Linked DNA regions of Homo sapiens: region 1 is linked to region 2. A link is an interaction called in ENCODE POLR2A ChIA-PET data of the cell type or tissue named here. Cell type or tissue: IMR-90. All regions are shown on one strand. Links, peaks and the distances in the headings refer to the core of each region. The heading gives the core; the rest is flanking DNA. Region 1 has its middle 4.9 kb from the start of ZC3H7A. Region 2 overlaps TXNDC11 (thioredoxin domain containing 11).

Region 1 (2,922 bases), core at 172-2,671, 83 kb before region 2:
TTTTCCCCCTCTCCCCAAAAAATATACACAAAATATATCTTTTATATATACACAAATATATTTGTGTGTATACACATATGTATATACACAATATACACACAAATATATATATATATATATATATATATATATATATATATATATATACACACACGTATATTTTTTGAGACAAAGTCTTGCTCTGTCACCCAGGCTGGAGTGCAGTGGGTCGATCTCGGCTCACTACAACCTCTGCCTCCTGGGTTCAAGCGATTCTTTCACCTCAGCCTCCTAAGTAGCTGGAATTACAGGCGCCCACTACCACGTCCAGCTAATTTTTGTATTTATAGTAGAGACGGCATTTCACCATGTTTCCCAGGCTGGCCTCGAACCCCTGACCTCAAGTGGTTCACCTCCCTCGGCCTCCCAAAGTGCTGAGATTACAGGTATAAGCCACCCCACCTAACCCCATCTGTATTTTTTATGGCATTCACTACAGTATCTGGTGACTACATCATAACTCCCATTAATGAATCTAGAAGGTCTGTCCTAAGATCTATCTATATCTTATTTAGTTTTTACGACAGATGTTGCAAGTGGGTGGCCCATGGGCTCACTGCTGCCTATGGACATGGCTTATTTGTATTACATAGTGTTTCTTTTTTCTACTAATTAACTTTTCAAAGTAGAGTATTTGTTGTAATAAAATCCCAATTTCTAGCTAATCTTGAAATACGCCTGGAGTTTCTGGCAAAACTGCATTTGTAGACCACATGGCAAGAACAGAGAGGCCTGGGAAGCAGTTGTTACCTTAGCTAGAGTGGACAGGGTGTTCCTGAGTCTACGCTGACCCCTGGGCAGGCTCATTAGGTTACCGGCTGGACCCCTACAGGAATGACTCTGCAACCCCTTTTGTATGACTTGGTTTCCCCATCATCTCCTTCAATTAATTAAAAAATTATTATTTGAGATGGGAGTCTCACTCTGTCGCCCAGGCTGGAGTGCAGTGGTGTGATCTCAGCTCACTGCAACCACCGCCTCCCAGGTTCAAGTGATTCTCCTGCCTCAGCCTCCCTGAGTAGCTGGGATTACAGGTGCGCATCACCATGCCTGGCTAATTTTTGTATTTTTAGTAGAGACGAGGTTTTGCCATGTTGGCCAGGCTGGTCTCAAACTCCTGACCTCAGGTGATCTGCCCACCTTAGCGTCCCAAAGTGCTGGGATTATAGGCATGAACCACCATGTCTGGCCCAAAATTAAATTTTCCCAAAAAAACACACACAAAAAAAACAAAACCCCGCTTCTTGCAGAGCAGGGCTACCCCACAAGCAGTGTGCCCAGAATAGCCTGTCACCATCTCCTTTATGGTATCTTCATAGCATTCATTGATAACCACCCTGTATACTTCTCAATCTGGCATCTATATCAGTGTCTTTAAGTACTGTTGCTTCTACGTCTCCCCCTTTCCCCACCTTTTTTGTTTGTAGCGACACTGTCTCACCATGGTGCCCAAAGTAGTTTCGAACTTCTGCCTCAGTCTCCCAAAGTGCTGGGATGACAGGTGGAGCCACTGTGCTCGGCTTCTGCCCACCCCTGCTTTTTCTTTAAACATAATACTTAGCATCCTCTAACATACTCTATGATTTACTTATATTGTTGTCTGTTTCACTCTCCTGGAATGTAAACTTCATTAGGATAGTGATCTTTGTTCTGTACTGACACATCCCATGAATTTAGAATAGTATCTGGCACAGAGTAAGTGCTCTGTAAGTATTTCTGGAGAGAATGAAGAGGTCACTCCTAGGTGGCTCCACAGACTCCTCCGCCTACCCTGGCCACCCCTAGAATCACTGATGAACACAGCCTGAATCCTTGACCTGACCGTAGGCTGGGTGAGGGCAGGAATCCTGTCTTATCCAACTTTGTACCCTCAGGCATGGGGCACATAATAGGTCCTTAGAGAGTGTACTTGTCAGTGTAATATCCAATGAAGAAACTGAAAATTTCTCCCACTAGAGTGGAAGCCTGAGGAATGAGTCAGTCTATTTTCCTCAGCACTACAGCACCTAGTGCTACCAGGGGTGGGGGAATAGGGAGTGTCATCACCTCAACAAGGGCTGGAGATGGGGATTCCAGGAAGCAGGCACACCCATACGCAGATGTCCTTTACTTTGCTCTCTGTGGTAGGCAGAATAATGGTTCCCCAAAGATGTCCACATGCTGACCCCAGTAACCTGTTACCTAGCAAAAGGGAGTTTGCTATTGGGATTAAGTTACAATCTTGAGATGAAGAGACCATCTTGGGTTATCCAGGTGGACCCAATGCAATCACAAGAGCTTTTTTTTTTTTTTTTTTTTTTGAGATGGAATCTCACTCTGTCACCCAGGCTGGAGTGCAGTGGCATGAGTGCCTCAGCCTTCCAAGTAGCTGGGATTACAGGCACCCGCCACAACGCCTGGCTAATTTTTGTATTTTTAGTACAGATGTGGTTCCGCCATGTTGGCCAGGCAGGTCTTGAACTCCTGGCCTCAAGCGATCCGCCCACCTCAGCCTCCCAGTGTTGTGATTACAGGCGGGAGCCACCGCATCAGGCTTTTTTCTTTTCTACATGCACCACTGCATTAGGATATCTCCTACTCACGCTTCTAATCAGATCTTAGCCTCAGGCTTGCTTGAGACATCCACTCCAGAAGTATTTAAGGGGTGCTACCTACTATCAAGGGGCTGAGAATATAGGACAAAAGAAACTGGTTTGGGCCAGGCGTGGTGGCTCATGCCTGTAATCCCAATACTTTGGAAGGCCGAGGTAGGTGGATCACCTGAGGTCAGGAGTTCAAGACCAGCCTGACCAACATGGAGAAACCCCGTCTCTACTAAAAATACAAAAATCAGCCGGGTGAGGTGGCGGCGCACGCCTGTAATCCAAGCTACTTGGGAGGCTG
Region 2 (2,922 bases), core at 266-2,765:
AAAAATTTAGCCAGACATGGTGGCACGTGCTTGTAGTCCCAGCTACTTGGGAGGCTGAGGCAGGAGAATCGATTGAACCCGGGAGGCGGAGGTTGCAGTGAGCCAAGATCACGCCATTGCACTCCAGCCTGGGTGACAGAGCGAGACTCTGTCTCAAAAAAAAAAAAAAAAATTATTACATCATAATCTTTTTTTGTGTGTATAGTTAAAAGTTTTGGTCAGCATTTTTAGTGGTTATTTTATCTGTCAGATAGGTTGTAATTTAGCAATACATTTCTTCTGAGAAGTATTTTTATAGGTATAAAACGCATGTCACATTACAGCATAGGCTACTGCCAGCTTCTCACATCTGTATTTTTCTTTGACTTAGTTGAATTGTATATTGTTTGGTGTCCTGGTTTTTAAGTGAAAGGTCATATTCTCCCAATTGTTTTATGTTGTTGTATGCTCTCTCTCAGTCCTGACTCCACAGCTTGTCACTTGTGTCAGATCCATTCTCATCTGCTCGCTTGTCTCCATCCCCTTTGTTACCACTCCAGTCTGCGCCCCTTCACCCACACCTGGACCAGACCAGTGGACACATAACTGGTATCCACTCGCTTCTCCTTCCTCAGACTGTGGCCTTTGCATATGCTAGTCCTTCTTCCTGGAATGTGCCTCCACCCCTAGGGCTCAGTTCTCCACCTGTCAGGGCCCAGCCCAAATATCGCTTCCACAATTAAATAACTGAAACCACTACCCCAGTCTAACTTGGGTACCCTGTTGTTTTTTTGTAGCACTTAACACAGTTTGCATTTATGTATGTGGTTACAAGATGATTTATTTAATGTCTTTTTCCCTAGACTGTAAGATTTCTGAGGGTAGGGACCATGTTCCTCATGTTAGTGTTCTTTCTGTATAGCCTGGCACAAAGCAGGGTCTCAGTCAGTCTTTGCCAAGCAAGTGATCACATTAATGACCCTATTACCTTCCCCCAGGAGATCAACCAAAAATATGTAACTATTCTTTTATTATTTTTATTTTTGGAATATTAAAACAGTATATATGAAACAATTATATGACTGGCAATTTTAATATATACCTTGAAGGTTTTATGGACAGAGAATCTACTATATTCACATTGTTTGTCTGGGAGACATAGGGGGAGAAAAGCTGTCATATAAGTATGTCTGTCTAATTGAAAGACTTTGAGCTGCACAGTTTCAAGTGACTAAGCAGACTTAGCAAATGGAAGTTTGAACTTTGGAAACAAAATACTGCCAGCTTAAATAAGCTTAAGAAGCATCCATTCAAAGCTCTTCATGGAAAATTAAATAAAGCCCTTCACAGAAGACAGACCTTAATGAAGACTATATAAAAGGGTAACCTAGAGTCATTCACTAAAGTGATGGTAGCATTCAAGTTTGTGAGCTGAAGAGGCCATTTCAAGGTCGTAGAAGCATGTTTTGTTATTTGATTGGCTTATATTGTGTGCTGCTATGCCGTATTAGAAATACATTACTCATCTTAAATTATTTTTTCATTCAGAGGTTTCTAAAAAGGTGTTCCTTTTAGGAATACCCTTCTAATAAGAGGCAGCAGCCTTTTTCTCCTTTCTTTCAGCAAAAGAAGGGTAAATAGTGATAAATAAAATAGATATAAAATAAGGTTGAAAGGGATAAATGGTTAAAAATTACTCAAAGGTTCAAAATGAACCTCCTTGGTCAAATCACTAATTTTGACAAGTTTATGTGCTAGTTGTTTTCATAATAAATGTGGTCTGATTTACTTTCTCTACATCTCTTCCCTATCCTGTGATTCTGGTTGGAGCTTGTAAAATTCTGTTGCATATGCAAGTTTGCAGGAGCTGAGATTAATTAATTAATTAATTCTAATTAATCCTTTTCACCCCATTTTTTTGTGGCTAAATTCACACAATTGGAAATGATGATTTTCTGTAATATGTGCACTATGAAGGATTCCCTAAAGTAAATCTTGCCTTGGGCATCTGGGGTTTTTCTCCCTTTCTTCTACCCTGAAGTCAAATGGTGTTTTCCTTATTATTAACAGCAGATGTGCAGTAAGAGGTAGGAGAAACACATGCACATTTAAAAAAAAAAGATACAGTTTCAAATTAAATTCTAGGTCAATGTCATGTTTAGATTGTATGTACAGATCAAGGCTGGAGAAACATTTGACACATATAACATTTAGTTATAGAGAACTGAACTGAAGAAGTGTTTAGACTGTTGTAGTAGAAAGCAGATGCCTTGGTTCAGCTGGCTACCAGCATTTATACAATACACATGCCTTTCCCCTGCCTTAATGATTTTTTTTTAAATTGTCTTAGAAATAGCCAGGCCACTTCAAAGTTCTACATTTGTTTTTTGAAGCTAGCTGGTCATCAGTGCATAAATAATTTGCGAGAGTACCATGTCTGAAGCATCACAGGGCTGTAGGGTGTGCTGTGAGGAGAGCTTATTCCTGGCCCCCAGCATGCGAGGCTTGGGTTATAAGATCGGGTTCTGTGGTCCTTTACCCCCCACTTAACGCAACTTGTCAAACATTTGCTATTTTTACACATTAAAAGAAAGGAAATTCACTTACCACCTCAGCACTCTAATAGTAACTGCCTTCTCTTGTTGTTTTAACTGTTTCCTTTTTTCTCCAGGGCTCGGCCTCAGTGCTGATCTGTCAGTTTACCTTGGTCCACCTGTTAAGGTGTTGTGGACAGGAACTCTTGTGCATATTTCTGTCCATTATTGTATTAGCCTTTCTTTTTTTTTTTTGAGACAGAGTCTCTCTCTGTCGTTCAGGCTGGAGTGCAGTGGCGAAATCTCTGCTCACTGCAACCTCTGCCTCCGAGGTTCAGGTGATTCTCCTGCCTCAGCCTCCCGAGTAGCTGGGATTACAGGCGCCTGCCACCACGCCCAGCTTATTTTT

Evidence for each region. Peaks named below come from ENCODE experiments on the same cell type or tissue, not always from the same donor. Only the 100,000 strongest peaks of a DNase experiment are listed, where the experiment ranks them.
Region 1: POLR2A ChIA-PET joins it to region 2 with 11 read pairs; 10 of 35 experiments call an interaction of 5 or more read pairs at or near these places.

Annotation. Positions count from the first base shown.
Region 1 is chr16:11,800,726-11,803,647 of GRCh38, reverse strand. No RefSeq gene overlaps it. Among named protein-coding and RNA genes, the nearest start is that of ZC3H7A, 4.9 kb to the right of the region's middle. In IMR-90, for the core only: no CTCF peak of the experiment used is centred there; a DNase peak (open chromatin) is centred at 1,677; H3K4me3 peaks cover 166 bases; H3K27ac peaks cover 488 bases.
Region 2 is chr16:11,717,667-11,720,588 of GRCh38, reverse strand. The region is part of intron 5 of TXNDC11 (thioredoxin domain containing 11); the gene reads left to right. Among named protein-coding and RNA genes, the nearest start is that of TXNDC11, 24 kb to the left of the region's middle. In IMR-90, for the core only: no CTCF peak of the experiment used is centred there; no DNase peak of the experiment used is centred there; H3K27ac peaks cover 317 bases.